Linked DNA regions of Homo sapiens: region 2 is linked to region 1. The links are chromatin loops, found by intact Hi-C in ENCODE. Cell type or tissue: PC-3. All regions are shown on one strand. Links, peaks and the distances in the headings refer to the core of each region. The heading gives the core; the rest is flanking DNA. Region 1 overlaps TTC27 (tetratricopeptide repeat domain 27). Region 2 overlaps TTC27 (tetratricopeptide repeat domain 27).

Region 1 (8,342 bases), core at 280-8,279:
AAAAACACCATTCTACAAATATTTATTCTACTTCAAACTATACTATAGTATAGATTGTGATGATTTACCAGAGTTTAATACCTAGTATTCTGCAACCATTGCAAAGAAGACAAAATAAATATAAACAGTTCCCAACTTAACGATGGTCTGACATACAATTTTTTAAATTTACAATGGTACCATAGCAATACACATTTGGTAGAAACTGTACATCAAGTACCCATATAATCATTCTGCTTTTCACTTTAAACTGTATAAGATACAGAACACTTTATTACAAAATAGGTTTTGTGTTACATTATTTTGCTCAACTTTAAGCTAATGTATTTTGAGCACATTTAAGGTAGAATAGGCTAAACTATGATGTTCAGTAAGTTAGGGGTATTAAATGCATTTTAGATTTACAATTATTTTCAACTTACGATGGGTTTGTTGGGAGGTAACCCCATTGTAAGTCAAGAAGCATCTGTATACAAATGAAAAATGAAATCATAATCAGGAAAATCTTCACATTTGGAAATGCTAGGGTACTCAGGATTTCATATATTTCCTCCACCAACTCCCACCCACCGCAACTCTTTTAAGAATGAGGAACATAATAGATGGTGTGTAACTTGTTGCTACCCAACATCAGTTCTGGATATTCTATTAACTGCAAGATGGGTCTGAAGGGCCAGAGTGTGTAACTTTCCAGAGAAGGTGAGAAACACTAGAGCAGTCACCCTGCTTGGTCTGAACTGACCTCTTCTTTCCTCAAATTCTATCCCACATTTTTGTGTTAGATAAGTTAATTCTTTCTCCCTGAGATCTTATACCTCTTCTTTCTGCCAACAAAATTATCTTTCCCAAGGGCAATGCTGGCAGTATTTCCTTTCTTCAGCTAGTCATATTGCATTCCTCAGTCTTCTTCACTCTTTCCAAAATGTTCTGTTTTCTCTGTCTTCCTCCACTTATCCACTCAATTTACATAATTTATTACCAAATAATGAGCTACAAAAGATGTGCCCAGTGAACATAAATAAAGTACCAGGGCCTACATAACATCACTTCTGCAATATCAAAATGTGAATGGCCATAAATCTTCACAGAATGCAAAAGCTTTAGAATTTCTGGCTATTGGTTACTATTTCCCCATGGGAATATACAGATGTGCATTCTTTTTTTTTTTTTTTTTTTGAGATGGAGTTTCACTCTTATTGCCAAGGCTGGAGTGCAATGGTACAATCTCAGCTCACTGCAACCTCTGCCTCCCAGGTTCAAGCAATTCTCCTGCCTCAGCCTCACAGGTAGCTGGGATTACAGGCATGTGCTGCCACGCCCGGCTAATTTTTTGTATTTTTAGTAGAGTTGGGGTTTCACCATGTTGGCCAGGCTGGTTTCAAACTCCTGACCTCAGGTAATCCACCCGTCTCGGCCTCTCAAAGTGTTGGGATTACCGGCGTGAGCCACTGTGCCTGGCCAGATGTGCATTCTTATAGGATGCAAGAAACTTTATATCTAAATGTCTATTAAAAATAATAAAAATACATTCCCCAAACAAAAAAAACATATTTAAATGGGCAACTGGTTGCAATGAACCTGCAGCGCTTGCAAGAATCTTTTCAGATGCAAACCCCAAAGATCATTACCCCCGCTCCACATACATACAAATCTAAGCTGTTTCAACAATCTATAGTAATTCCACACAACTAATTATTAATTTTAATACTTTTTTTTGGCAATGACTATCTCAGCACAAAACTAAGTTGGCCAAGACTCAAGCAGAACTTGTAATTATAACCGGAGTAACATGCTGTTTACTTGACCAGGGAAACCTGCACTATTTAGAGCAAAGGTCATACCCTAAATTGCCCAGAGATGCTTGCCAATTTTTGAGATGAATATAGTGGGCTGGTAGATGAGCATCCAAAGGAAAGAGCCACTGCTTAGCTCCAGCCAGTTAGGACACCAACATGAGACTCTGGCTGCTCAGTGTTTCCACATCTTTAAACTCTTTAAGAGAGGCCAAGAAGTCTAGATTTTTTAAGATGAAGTATCCTTAAAATATTTATTTATTATTATTTTTTTTTCAAAATACTGAGTTAGGCAAAAAAAAACTGTCTCTCTGGCCTATATTCACCCATAAGCTGCCAGTTTGCAACTTCAGATTTAGGTCATTAAACTCCCACCCCACAGTGGACATCACAGTTGCTTTTTTCCTGCTCAGCATCCCTTCCCTGATCTTCTGAAAATTAAACTCCTCTTCCCTGAGGAAAACCCACTTCATGTGTGGTCCAGGTAGTTCCTATCAGATGAGATGGCAGAAGGCACATGACTCAAGCCCTTCAGTCTTCCACTGAATCGTTCTTTAGAGATGTGGAATTGACTGTATTTTTCCACTGAGATTACTAAACTTGGGCTTCCTGTGGCCATCATGTCTGCCTCAGGGAGAGAGCTAAAAAGTCCTGATGATATCATCTGAGCCCCTGGAAGAGCTCTCATGCGAAGTCTACTAGAATTTTCAGTAGCAAGAACCAATAAAATATCCTTTTTTGCCTAAGCTAGTATGTGTTAATTATTTTACAACCAAAATAGTTTTAACATATTACTAAAAAATTGTGTTGCATAATCTAGTCTATAGACTTCCAACTACAAGAAGATCTGTGAGGATATATGTGCTTTTTTTTTTTTTTTTTTTTTTTTTTTGAGACAGAGTTCACTCTGTTGCCCAGGCTGGCAGGCTGGAGTGCAGTGGCGTGATCTTGGCCCACTGCAAACTCCACCTCCCGGGCTCAAAGGATTCTCCTGCCTCAGCCTCCTGAGTAGCTGGGATTACAGGTGCCCATCACCATGCCCAGCTAAGTTTTGTATTTTTAGTAGAGATGGGGTTTCACCAGGCTGGCGGGCTGGTCTCAAACTCCTGACGTTGTGATCCGCCTGTCTAGGTCTCCCAAAGTGCTGGGATTACAGGCGGGAGCCACCACGCCCGGCCATGGATGTATGTGCTTTTAATCAGATATTTCAAATGTCAAATCTACTTACTAAATGAATGACCATGAACAAGCTAAACTAACATTTTGAGAGTTTCTTCTTCATTTTTGGCTTACCTACCTCAGAGAGGTTGAAAGAAGCAGTAAGCCCTAAACTGTTTATCTTCTTCCTCAACTCCTTCCATTAGAAAACCAGACTGGAAAGCAAGACACTTGAGGTTGCCCTACCTCTAGGAAGAGGGGACTTGAAAGAGCTTCTAGGAACATTAATATTTTCCATAAATAATCACACTGGTCAACTGTGTAGTTTCTCCAAAAACAGAAAAATTGCTGTTGTCAACATTAAATAGATGATTACAGAACTTAGCCAAGAAGAATCAAGAAAGTGAGGTCAAAGAGAAAAAAATTACTAATAGTAGAAGATCAAAACTAAATTTTTCCACATAAGGCTAATTTCCACCAAACATTGGATTTTTTATTAAAAGTGTGGAAAATCACAGGAGTCCTAAAAATCTCAGAAAGGAATCTATGCAAGATACAAACCAAGGAGATCACTGCTTTAGAGCAGGACAGCAGAGAAAGAATTATGTAGCTGTAAATATGAGAGCCACATAGAATTTGGAATCTGTACATACTTTTATCTTAGCACTGTCATACTAAAATATTTGCTCATGTGTATCTATCATATCGGACTATAACTGTGTTTGTAGTAAGTTTGTCTATTAGTCATCTTTGGAATATTCTTACCCAGCAAACAGTAGGTAGTCTATAAACATTGGATGAACTCAACTGGAACTAATACTAAAGTCACAAAGGGCTAATGGTATTTTCTAAGGTCCTTCAGATACTAAACAGAAACATAAAAGATCCTTCACATTTGGGAACGACAGGAGAACTCCTTTAGGTGACACACTCTAGCTGAAATCAATACTGAGTATCACTACATGACTAAATTAGGAGAGATCTAACAAAAATTTACCCTAGTGAATAGAGAGGTCATATAGCAGAATCTGAATTTCACATGCCCTTCTAACCAAATGATGAGAACTAGGAAGCAACTCTTCTTAGGACTATAAACACAGAGAAGCAAAACTGATGGCCTGAAGGGGGATTTTGGGTATTTGAGGGGTTCCCCATCCTGATGGTGTATTTTGCGATAGAACAGTCCAGTGTTGAGAACTGAGAATTTCAGGTATGTGCAAGAAAAGGAACTAATATATTGAAAACCTGCTATATTGGGGCTCATTTATATTTATGATGATATGGTTTTTCTGCAAGTTGTTATATGGGAAATTTGAGATTTGTGGGAGAGAAGATCCTACCCTAAGCACCACTAGGATTCCAGGAAGCACTCTGTCAGGGATGAAGCCTTGGGTTTGGGGTAAAGAATATGGGTGAAAAATTAAGTTGAGCCTCCAGTGAAAAGGTAGACAAAATATTTCAGGAAAGTTATTCATACTTGAGTGAGAAGGAATGAAACTACCCTTTTTGGCTGTGATCTGTGCCTTAACTTTGTGAATTAGCGGAAATTTTGTGAATTAATGGAAAGAATTAAAATTCTAATGTGTGATAAGAGTGGTTCTTATCTGACCTTGCAACTGGTCAGTATATTAGGAAGGGAAATTGGCAGACCAACAACTATAGGAAGCCCTCCACGTAAAAAATGAAGGGGAAAAAAATAAGCTCTAGACCCAGAGATGGCACCAACTATGAAGAGTATCTTTGAGGACCACATGAAGAGCAAAATTAGACTTAATAAATACAGGTTTGCTCCAAGAGAATGGAGAAAAAGCAGGCTAAGAATTTAAGGTTCCCCAATTAGCCAGATTTGGCATCTTGACAATAGCTTTAGGATTAAAAAAAATTTTTAAAAAGTGTGTGCGCACACACACACAAGGGACTCACAAAACATTGGCCATAGTCTAATTCTAGCCTTCTACCTTGAAGCAGAGAGCAAAAAATGGATTCTGATTCTATTGTAGAGGCTGTTTCTCAATGACAGGGAGACTGACCACTGAAAGGTGCTCTACGTCCTCAATACAGTACATAAAGATGACAGGGGCACAGCTGACAGAACTCCAAAGCACGTTTCCCTCTCACCAAGAACAACCCTTTTAGCAGAATGGCAATTTACTCCTAGTCTAAATTCTTATTCTATGAGCAGCAGCTGAGAGGTGACAAGTGCAAAACACTTTGCCCCACCCATCAGACACTCCCAGCTACACTTCTGTGTAGTGGTGTCTACTCCTACTTACTCTCTCATGGAGCCAAATGTTCACTAATTGTTTTTCACAGTTATATGTGTGACAACACCATGCTCTGGCTTGATTTTTTTAAAGGTTACTTGCCAACATAAATACTCCAGGTCCAAGATGAAACAGAGTAATTAAAAACAGGCTTTATTATTCAATTAGTTGATCATCTCTTATTTGCATTACCAATTTATAGAGTATTTTCCATTATTTTGCCTATTTTTCTCAATCAAGTGAGCACAACAGGTTTTAACTTACAAAGCTAATATCCAATTTTTAAGGGATTAACAATAACCATGATGGGAGGCAGTTGTGGGGAAATGGGTGCTGGCTTTAAAGGAAATAAAGGTCTGAGCTCATATTCCAAAACTGCCACTTAGTAATGCTAATCAGTAAAGTGATGAAAACAATCCATATTTTGTGGGTTGTTATGAATAGCATATGACAATTATAAAATAATTATATAAAGAATGCAGTACATATAAGGCCCTCAAAAGATAGCATTACATAATAATATGCTCACAGTTTCCTTAGCATTTACTGAGCAAGAATCAAAATTCTTTAAGGTTTGTTCCTATTTCTACTCCTAAAGTTAGAAGGTTCAAATGGGAGTGGGGGAATCTCATAATTTGTTTTTGGAGAGAGAAGAGTAAGGCAGTGGTTGGAGGGGTATCTTCTGCCACATGCAGTCATCCATAAGGAGTGTCCTACATGGAGATTGCTTCAATGAGATAACTATTGAGTGATCACTTACTAGTTACTCATGCAGCAAATATGATTGACTTCTTGCTACATGCCAAAACTTTGCCAGGTTCTGGGGCAACAGCTGTTTTTTTGTTGTTGTTGTTGTTTTGTTTTTTGTTTTTTTTATTGGATTCTCGCTCTGTCACCCAGGCTGGAGGGCAGTGGTGTGATCTCAGCTCACTGCAACCACCACCTCCCAGGTTCAAGTGATTCTCCTGCCTCAGCCTCCCAAGTAGCTGGGACTACAGGCACATGCCACCACGTCCGGTTAATTTTTTTTTTTTTTTGTATTTTTAGTAGAGATGGGGTTTCACCATATTAGCCAGGATGGCCTCCATCTCTTGACCTCGTGATCTGCCCGCCTCAGCCTACCAATGTGCTGGGATTACAGGCGTGAGCCACCACACCTGGCCAACAGCTGTTGACACAGGTCTGGTTCTTAAGCAGCTTACATTTAGTAGATCAGATGAGCCAACAAATGGGGTACCAGAGTAGTTTGGGTGCCATAGGAGTACACAGGTGGATGGTACCACCAAATGTGGGAGGAAAGTATCTGGGAAGGCTCTCTGTAGAAAGCAATCTCCTAAAGAATAAGTAGCAGTTAGCTGAAAGAAGACAAACGTTCTAGACAGACAACAATTACAAAGGTCTGAAGTGAGACGGCGCTACAAAATCAAGAACTTACAAGTACTTTAATTCAAGCTATTAAAGTACTGCTGGAACTTCAGGTGCAACCTGGATGACAGAGTAGGTATGAAGGGGAGTAAAAGAAGGAGAAAATGCAGTTGGCAATGGAAACAGGAGACAGATCATAAAGTGAGGCTGGGTGCGGTGGCTCATGCCTGTAATCCCAGCACTTTGGGAGGCTGAGGCAGGCGGATCACCTGAGGTCAGGAATTCAAGACCAGCCTGGCCAATATGGTGAACCCTCATCTCTACTAAAAATACAAAAATCAGCCAGGCAAGGTGCTGCACGCCTGTAATCCCAGCTACTCGGGAGGCTGAGGCAAGAGAATCGCTTGAACCCAGGAGGTGGAGGTTGCAGTGAGCTAAGATCGTGCCACTGCACTCCAGCCTGGGCGACAAGAGCGAAACTCCATCTCTAAATAAGTAAGTAAGTAAATAAATAAATAAATAAAGTTGTCTGTAAGCCACTCATTCGAAACAGCTCAGACTTAACCCTGGAAACAGAGAGAAGTTACTTGGGGTGAGAATGGCAGATTTGTCTTTAGGAAGACTATTCTGGCTATAGTTTGAGGAAAGAACTTCTGGGAAAATCTTTTAAACTGTATAAAGAATCTCTATGATAGAAAAAAAAAAAGCCCCCAAAACAGGAAATCCAAACCAATTGCTAAAAAAGTCTTAGCTGTTTTAGAAATACAACATTAACTTACAATTTAAAGGAAAACTTTTTAAGAGTCCATGATTACAATGATCTGCAAATGTAGCATAATAAAAGATAGGACCATGTAATCTCAGGGAAGCCTTGCTTCCTTGAAACAAGAGAAAACAAGAGAGGTCCCAACCCTTATCTATCCCTAACCCCTCACCCTCAGTCTTTGTCTCTCATTTAGGAACCAAATTTGCTCAACAAAATAAGAATACATCTATCAGCTAGGGGAAATTGCTGTAAGTGGGTCGGATAACCTTTAAATACTAAATGCTAACAGATGAGAACCAGTTCTGATACCAAGGTCGAGCAAAATTAATCTTAGCTATTTTGCCTATGGTCATTAAATAACAAGAATGTATGCCGGTAGTTTCTAAGCTAGAATTTCTGAGACCCTACAACACCGGGATGTAAACATGAGCACCAGAACACAATAATTAGAATTAAACATTTCTCCAAATTTGCCTTTTAAAAATAAATTATGCCAATTAAGCATTAAATGCAAGGATTAAAATTTCACAGACTTCTAGTTAAATCAAAATGTGGTGACAGCTACTGGCACATGACCAAATACCAAAAGAGTATCAGCTGTTTTAGAAATAAAACATTTGCTTCTAAATTGCAGCAAAACTTTTTAGGGTCTATGGTTTAAAAAATCTGCAAATATAGCATAAGAAAAACAGGTAAAGGAGGTCTTTTATGGGTTAAATAAAATACTAAAATCAACTTTTAAGATCAAGATTTTGGGGGCTGTTTGGCTAAAACTCACAAAAAACTTAAGACAAAGTAAATGACTATACATTTCTAAAATTTTAAATATGCACATTTTCTAGAGGATTTAGAAACAGAAGCATTTGTCATTATTACACACAATTCTTACAAGGTCATGTGCACATTTAAAAAAATAATAATCATCACAACTACTTAGGGGGACAGTCAAATCCCTTCTCTGAAGGGGATGGATTCATTATGTTTTTTCTCCTGCAA
Region 2 (8,342 bases), core at 198-8,197, 51 kb after region 1:
TGGGCGTGGTGGCTCATGCCTGTAATCCTAGTACTTTCGGAGGCCGAGGCAGGTGGAACACTTAAGGTCAGTAGTTTGAAACCAGCCTGGGCAACATGGTAAAACCCAGTCTCTACTAAAAACACACAAAAAAATTAGCTGGGCGTGATGGTGGGCACCTGGAATCCCAGCTACCCGGGAGGCTGAGGTAGGAGAAGTGCTTGAACCCAGGAGGTGGAGGTTGCAGTGAGCCGAGATTGCACCACTGCACTCCAGTCTGGGCGACAGAGTGAGACTCTGTCTCAAAAAATAAAAAATAAATAAAATAAAATAAAATAAAATAAACAAAAATGTGGTATAGAAACAACAGAGTATCAATCCGCTTTAAAAAGGAATAGCATTCTGATATACACAACACAGATGAACTTTGAGGACACCATGCTGAGTGAAGTCAGTCACAAAAGAACAATTATTTTTTTTTTTTTTTTGAGGTAGAGTCTCGCTCTGTCACCCAGGCTGGAGTGCCAGTGGTGCAATCTTGGCTCACTGCAACCTCCACCTCCCAGGTTCAAGCAATGCTCCTGCCTCAGTCTCCCAAGTAGCTGGGATTACAGGTACATGCCACCACGACCGGCTAATTTTCGTATTTTTATTTGTTTATTTATTTTTACTTTCATAATATTTTATTTTATTTTATTTTATTTTTTGAGATGGAGTTTTACTCTTGTTGCCCAGGCTAGAGTGCGACGGCGCCATCTCGGTTCACTGCAACCTCCACCTCCTGGGTTCAAGGGTTCAAGCGATGGTCCTGCCTCAGCCTACAGAGTAGCTGGGACTACAGGCACCCGCCACCACACCCAGCTTTTTTTTTTTTTTTTTTTTTTTTTTTTTTTGAGATAGAGCCTTGCTCTGTCACCCAGGCTGGAGTGTGGTGGCGCGATCTCAGCTCACTGCAACCTCCGCCTCCAGGGTTTAAGTGATTCTTCTGTCTCAGCCTCCCGAGTAGCTGGGACTGCAGGCACGCACCACCACGCATGGCTACTTTTTGTATTTTTAGTAGAGATGGGGTTTCACCATATTGGCCAGGCTGGTCTTGAACTCCTGACCTCGTGATCTGCCCGCCTCGGTCTCCCAAAGCACTGAGATTACAGGCGTGAGCCACCGTGCCTGGCCTAATTTTTTATATTTTTAGTAGAGATGGCATTTCACCATGTTGGCCAGGCTGGTTTTGAACTCCTGACCTCAGGTGATCCACCCGCCTTGGCCTCCCAAAGTGTTGAGATTACAGGCATAAGTCACCACACCTGGCCTACAAAAGAAAAAATATTTTATGATTCCCCTTAAACAAGGTACCTAGAGTAGTCAAACTCATAGGGCTAGAAAGTAGAATGGTAGTTGCAAGGGCTAAAGGGAGGGGAGAAAGGGAGTTATTGTTTAATGGATACAGAGTTTGGAAAGCTGAAAAAGTTCTGCATATTGATAATACTGATGGTTGCACAACACTGTGAATGTACTTAATGCCACTGAACTGTACCCTTAAAAATGGTTAAGATGGTACATTTTGTGTTATGTATATAAAAAAATATGTATTTTACAAAACCACTACTGTCAAAATCCTTAAAAAGACAGAGCAGGCTGGCCGTAGTGGCTCACACCTGTAATCCCAGCACTTTGGGAGGCCAAGACAGGAGGATTGCTTGAGCCCAGGAGTTTGAGATCAGCCTAAGCAACACAGCAAGACCCTGTCTCTAGAAAAAATAAAAATAAAAAAAAAAACCTGGTGTGGCAGTGCACACCTCTGGTACCAGCTACGTGACAGGCTGAGGCAGGAAGATCGCTTGAGCCTGGGAGGTCCAGGCTGCAGTGAGCTGTGTTCATACCAGTGCACTTCAGCTTGGGCAACAGAGCAAAACCTTGTGGAAAAAAAAAAAAAAAAAGAAATAGGAATCTTACATTCAAATTTTGTGTTGCTAAAAACATAAACAGAACATATAAAGACAGAAATATAATTATGCCCAAAGTAATATTTCATTACTTTTTTAAAGTCACTAATAATTTCTTATTTTTTTTAATAGAGATGGATCTTACAATGTTACCCAGGTTGGTCTCAAACTGCTGGCCTCAAGTGATCCTCCTGTCTTGGCCTCCCAAAGTGCCGGGATTACAGGCATGAGCCACTAGGCCTGGCTACTAATAATATTTTGCATGAAGCATCCAGTATGCATATATACCACGCTCCCAAATTTCAGAATTTTTTTCCCAAAAGCTGGGTTATTTTAGCACATGAAAAGGCTCTGATATGTTTCTGTATAGTTAATTATAGTAAACACTTTAATTTCAATTATTTATTTCTCCCAAAGGACACATTTTTATGAAGATATAAAATACTACATGTTGTTAATTCTTATAATTCATATTTTTATTCCAATAATTCATACTCATTTCTTAGAAATGCTAAGAAAATTTCTGAACAGTTCACTCTAAAACTGGTCCTAAATAACAGAGATTACCAAAAGGCTGACGACTAGAGAGTTAGCCTCTTGTTCTGAGAAAAATGCAGTAACTACTCAACTGCAAAAGCCTCTACAACGGTGGTTCTAACCAGAATTTTATTTGTTCTCGATACAAGTTTGCTGTTTTTGCTGTTTTGTTGTTCATTTTATTTATTAGTTTTATTTAATAAACATTTATATAACACATTCTATGTGCTGTTCAGGCACTAGTCTAAGTGCTTTACAACAGTAATGGTATCTTTTCATAAAAAGAAGTGCTAACTATGGTCCAGCGTACCATTTTTTGTTTTGTTAGCGCTTTACTGTCCTGTGTGACTGTCCTAAGGTCTCAAAGATGTTCTCCTACATTCATCCTCTAAGAGCTTTATAGTTTTGCTTTTCACTTTTATATATTTGATCTATCTGGAATTATGTTTTATATACAGTATGATGTAGGGGTAAGATGCCCATTTTTCCTAGAGGTATATAAATTACCTAGTAATATTTATTGAAAAGTCTATCCTTTCTCACTGTTTTACAACTCCACCTTTGCCATAAATCACATGAACTGTATATGTATGGATCTGTTTCTAGACTACTGGTTGATTTATATTTCCTTGTGTCAAAATGTCTTAATTCTGTGTTTTTAAAGAGCATAAAAATAACTTCAAGAGCTTGTTAAAACACAGAGTTCTTGGCTCCAACCTCAAAGGTTCTGACTGAACAGGGTTTAGGGTGGAGCCGGAGAAATTCCATTTCTAACAAGCTCCCAGGTGACGCTGATGCTGCTGGTCCAGGGACCCCAATTTGATGAGCACTGTCTTAAAATAGGTCTTGCTATCTGACAACAGAAGTCCTCCCCTCCAGCTCTGTTCTTCAAGACTGCCTGAGCTATATCCTTAGTCCTCTGCATTTCCATATGAATTTCAAAGTCAGTTTTAGCTTCACGAAAAAACAACAGAAACAATAAAAACAACAAATTTAAAGTTCTGGGACTTTCTTAAGGATTGTATTAATTATGTAGGTTAATTTGGAAAGACTTGAAATTTTAAAACATGAAGTCACGAACAAGACGTATCACTCCGTTTATTTACATCTTCATTAATTTATCTTAATTATGTTTTATAGATTTTTTTTTTTTTTTGAGACAGAGTCTCACTCTGTTACCCAGGCTGGAGTACAGTAGTGCGATCTCAGCCCATTGCAACCTCCGCTTCCTGGGTTCACACGATTCTCCTGCCTCAGCCTCCCAAGTAGCTGGGATTACAGGCGTTCACCACGACGCCTGGCTAACTTTTTTTTGTATTTTTTGCAGAGACAAGATTTTACCATGTTGGCCAGGCTGGTCTTGAATTCCTGACCTCAAGTGATCTGCTCACCTTGGCCTCCCAAAGTGCTGGGATTACAGGTGTAAACCACCGTGCCCCACCAGATTTTTAGTATAGAGATCTCATAAATCTTTTGATAGGTTTATTCCTAGGAATTTGATGTTTCTTGACACTATTACAAATGCTTTTCTCTTTTTAATTTTTAAAAACTATGGTAAAATACATATAACATAAAATATACCATTTTAACAATTTTTAAACACACAGTTCAGTAATGTTAAGTACATTCACATTGTTGTACAACCAGTCTCCAGAACTACTTTCATCTTGCAGCTGAAACTCTATACCCATTAAACAACTCCCAATCCCCCTTCCCCCAGCCCCCGGCAACCCGTTCTGCTTTTTGGTTCTATGAATTTTGGCTACTCCAGGTACTTCATGTGGAATTACATAGTTGTAAATGCTGTCTTATTTTTAACCATGGATTCTATTAACTGTGGTAATTTGATGAAATATCAGCTCACTAAGTTATAAGTATTTGGTTAAAAATCAAAATGGGTTTGAAAAAGAGCCCTCAGAAAGTTGGTGGATTCAAAAATCCCCGCTTTCATGGCTGGGTGTGGTGGCTCACGCCTATAATCCCAGCACTTTGGGAGGCCGAGATGGGCAGAACACTTGAGCCCAGGAGTTCAAGACCAGCCTGAGCAATATGGGGAGACCTGTCTCTACAAAAAAAAAAAAAAAAAAAAAAAAAACCTAAAAAATTAAAAAAGAATATCCCCACATTCAGAATTAGCACACTGCTGAAAAACCTCATGCCATTTGCAACCATGTACTTATCCATGAGATGGAATTTCCACTTTTACACATCAAAACAAAGGCCAGAAACCACTTACAAATAACATTTGTGTGCCTGTCTTAAGAAAAGTTCTCTCATTTCTTACCTCTCATTGACCAAAATCTATAAAAGGTGACTCATTGAGCCAGTAAACTTTTACAAGTATGTAATCTTTCATGTACTTTTAATATTTTTATGACTGTTGTGAATGTGAAATAAACTCTAGTAATATTTATTTATAGTTATAATATTTTATAAATTAAAGAATCAATTCTCTTCAGCAATTGTTGATAAGGTGTATAAGAGGATATTTTGAGAACAAAAGAGAAGTATTCATCAAAGATTAAGAGATGCAGGCCAGGCGCGGTGGCTCATGCCTGTAATCCCCCCACTTTGGGAGGCTGAGGTGGACTGATCACCTGAGGTCAGGAGTTCAAGACCAGCCTGGGCAACATGATGAAACCCCGTCTCTACTAAAAATACAAAAATTAGCTGGGTGCAGTGGCGTGTGCCTGTAATCCCAGCTACTTGGAAGACTGAGGCAGGAGAATCACTTGAACCTGGGAGGTGGAGGTTGCAGTGAGCCGAGATTGCGCCATTGCACTCCAGCCTGGGCAGAGAAAGACTGTCTCAAAAAAAAAAAAAAAAGTAAATATTCATATGATGACAAGCTATATATGTACCTAAGAAGGACTTACTATTTTATTCAGCTAGCAATTTCCCACTGTATGGGCATTTCCCTCATGCCCCAGAAAAGTAGCAAAGAAAATTCTGTACCATCATCAAAGAGGATCTAGAGTGTCATTTCTATTAAAAACAAATTTCCTTCTCATTCTTGTCACTGCACGTTTCAAATAATCTTCTTCCAAAGGTCACTAGGATCCCTTTAAATGACACACAACCAGGCTACTCCTTTAAACACTGAAGGCGCTTTCAGATAGCTGCTTTTTCCATACATAAATCAAAGCCAGCTCAGAGCTCTCCTGTGCGTGATTGTTTGGCTACACTAAAGCCAAATCGAACGATGCCCACCCAGGTCACACTGATCTTCCAAAGCAAGGAACAAAGAAATACTACAAAAAGCAGAACTATCCCCGCTTTTTAATTATCTACTTAAAAGAGCATTCATTTTTGAAATCAGTACCAAATGACAGTAAGTTTAAAATTCCAAGTTTAATCTATAAATAATTCCCAGTAGAAGTGGAAGAGCAGTCCAAATCCCCTATCCTTGCTAGGTAGGTCATTTAAAAACTTTTTCAAATCTACTTTTCCCTAAGTCTCACTATTACCCTCAACAAAAGGACCCAAATACAACTTACATTCTCCCGTCTCCTTGCCTTTGCTTATGCTATATCACTCCATCTAAACCCTATCTGTTGTTCAAGTTCCAACTCAAGTCCTCCCTTAGTGAACAAAGCCTTCTTTGACTGCTCAGTCCTAAATATTGTCTTCCTTTCTTAGCAACTAGAGGATATCTTTATCTGTGCTATCCATTTGTAGTTTAAAGGGCCTAGTATTGCTAAGTACAGTTTCATAAATTTCTCTGACCTGGGCTAAATTAAAAATTCCATGAAGGCAAGTCCCATGCTTTATGCCTTTATTTTTTCCACAACATCTAGTAGCATGCTTGGCAAATTTTGAGACTCTGGATCTTCTGCCATTAAGCTTTTAAAACTTTCTCTGCTATGCAAATTTTCATATAGGCAGCAAAGACACCAGTGATCAATCTGTTGGTCACTTGGCTTCTTCAAAAAAGAAAAACCTCTGCATTCAGGAGATTTTAAGCAAAATGTTCTATAACAAAACCATGTTTTTTTCTTCATCATTGTTAAAGCAAGCAATGTTACTTGAGGACCTGTTGTACACTGTCTTGATTCAAGTCAGTTTCCAAAAACCTACTCATGATGACCTTAAGCAAGGGCTTACTGTATATCCTTCACCCAGTTCCCCAAATGTTAATATTTTGCCACATGACCAATAGTTTACCTTCCATACCAGATATAGATTCTACTTAAAATAGTATTTACAGACTTAAAATAAATTCTACTAATTACCTATTTTTATATTGATTAACACAAGTTGCTAGAAATCATATATTAATACTTCACTTTATTTCAATTACCTATGCTATTCTATATACAAGTCTCATGTGCTAAGAAATGTTAAGATTTTACATTCATCCTAGCTATCTTTCTATTTGTTATTTCTGTTGACTCTCAATCACAAAAGGGGAAAAATTTCAATTCAACAAATATTTTTTCAATATCAATAATCTGTGTTAAATGCAAAGGGTCAAAAGTACCCCCAACTTGAGCTCTAAACAGTATATTCCCCCCATTAACTTTGGGATTTCTTTTACATGCAGGTTTCCAAAAATATATGGGGAAAACTAGCTTGATTTTGCTTCAGAAAAGCAGTAAACTTCATAACGAATGTGAACACTAAGCAATTTCCTATTGGGAATTTGTTCTACATTTTTTCCACTTAATAATTAGGTAAATTGAATAGTTTGTGTTGTACTTCTGAAACTGGTGGCATAGAATAATCAATATTGAAACCCAAGTCTATATTGATAATCTTAAAATAGTATAGCTCTAAATAAATCTGGTCATGTGAATTCTTCCCTTTAGTGAAGTATATGACAGATGAATAAAACCCATATTCAGTATTGTGACCTGTTTTGACAAATGCATACACCTATATAACCACTATTAAATCAAATTATAGAAATTGTTCATCATCCTAAAATATTCCCTTGCAACATTTTGTAATCAATCTGTGATCTACTTTCTGTCATTACAATGTAGTTTTGCTGTTCTAGAATTTCCATTAAATGGAATCATACAGCCTGGCTTCTTTAACTCACAATAATGTGTCTGAGATTCATCCATGCTGTTGCATTTATCAGTGTTTCATAACTTTTTATTGTTGAGTATTATTTCATGAGAGGGATACATGGCAGTTTATCACTCATTTGTTTTGATGGACATTTGGGTTGTTTCCAGTTTTAAGCTATTATGCATAAAACAGCCACAAGTATTTGTGTACAACTCTTTGTGAGGACATATACTTTCATTTCTCATGGCTAAATACCTGGAGAAGCAATTGATGATTAATTTTATAAGAAAATGCCAACCTGTGTTCCAAAGCAGTTGTGACATTTTGCATTACCACCAGCATTGTATGAGAGTTCTAACTACCCCACAAAGTGTTATGTAAGTCTTTTCAGTAATGTACAGTGGTATCTTGTTGTGGTTTTAATTTGCATTTCTCTGATGACTAATGTTATTACACATCTTTCAAGCTCCTTTTGGCCATGCATATATCTTTGTTCAAGTGTCTGTTCAAATATTTTATCCATATTTAATTGGTTGGTTTCTACTATTGAGTTGAAAGGGGTCTTTATGCTAAGTAAAAGTCTTTTGTGAGATACATGCCGTGTAAATATTTTCTCCTAGTCTATGGCTGGTGTTTTCATTTTCTTAATGTTGTCTTCAAAAAGCAGAAGGTTTTAATGTTAATAAAGTCCAATTTATCACTCTTTTTCTTTTATGGTTCATGCGCTTAGTGTCCTAGCTAAAATTTCTTCACTACCCAATGTTATAACAATTTTACTTGAAGAAAACATAGGAGGAAAATTTTGTAACATTGAGATCAATGATTTAACTTCATGAATGACCTTCACATATAAATTTCTTCTCTGTT

What was found. Peaks named below come from ENCODE experiments on the same cell type or tissue, not always from the same donor. Only the 100,000 strongest peaks of a DNase experiment are listed, where the experiment ranks them.
Region 2: it touches region 1 in a loop (2.5-fold over the local background); 2 of 110 quality-filtered maps call a loop at or near these places.

Annotation. Positions count from the first base shown.
Region 1 is chr2:32,739,398-32,747,739 of GRCh38, reverse strand. All of the region lies in intron 12 of TTC27 (tetratricopeptide repeat domain 27), which reads right to left. Among named protein-coding and RNA genes, the nearest start is that of LINC00486, 82 kb to the left of the region's middle. RefSeq lists an enhancer at 3,930-4,069. In PC-3, for the core only: no CTCF peak of the experiment used is centred there; a DNase peak (open chromatin) is centred at 3,709; H3K27ac peaks cover 490 bases.
Region 2 is chr2:32,688,249-32,696,590 of GRCh38, reverse strand. The region is part of intron 9 of TTC27 (tetratricopeptide repeat domain 27); the gene reads right to left. Among named protein-coding and RNA genes, the nearest start is that of MIR4765, 57 kb to the right of the region's middle. In PC-3, for the core only: no CTCF peak of the experiment used is centred there; no DNase peak of the experiment used is centred there.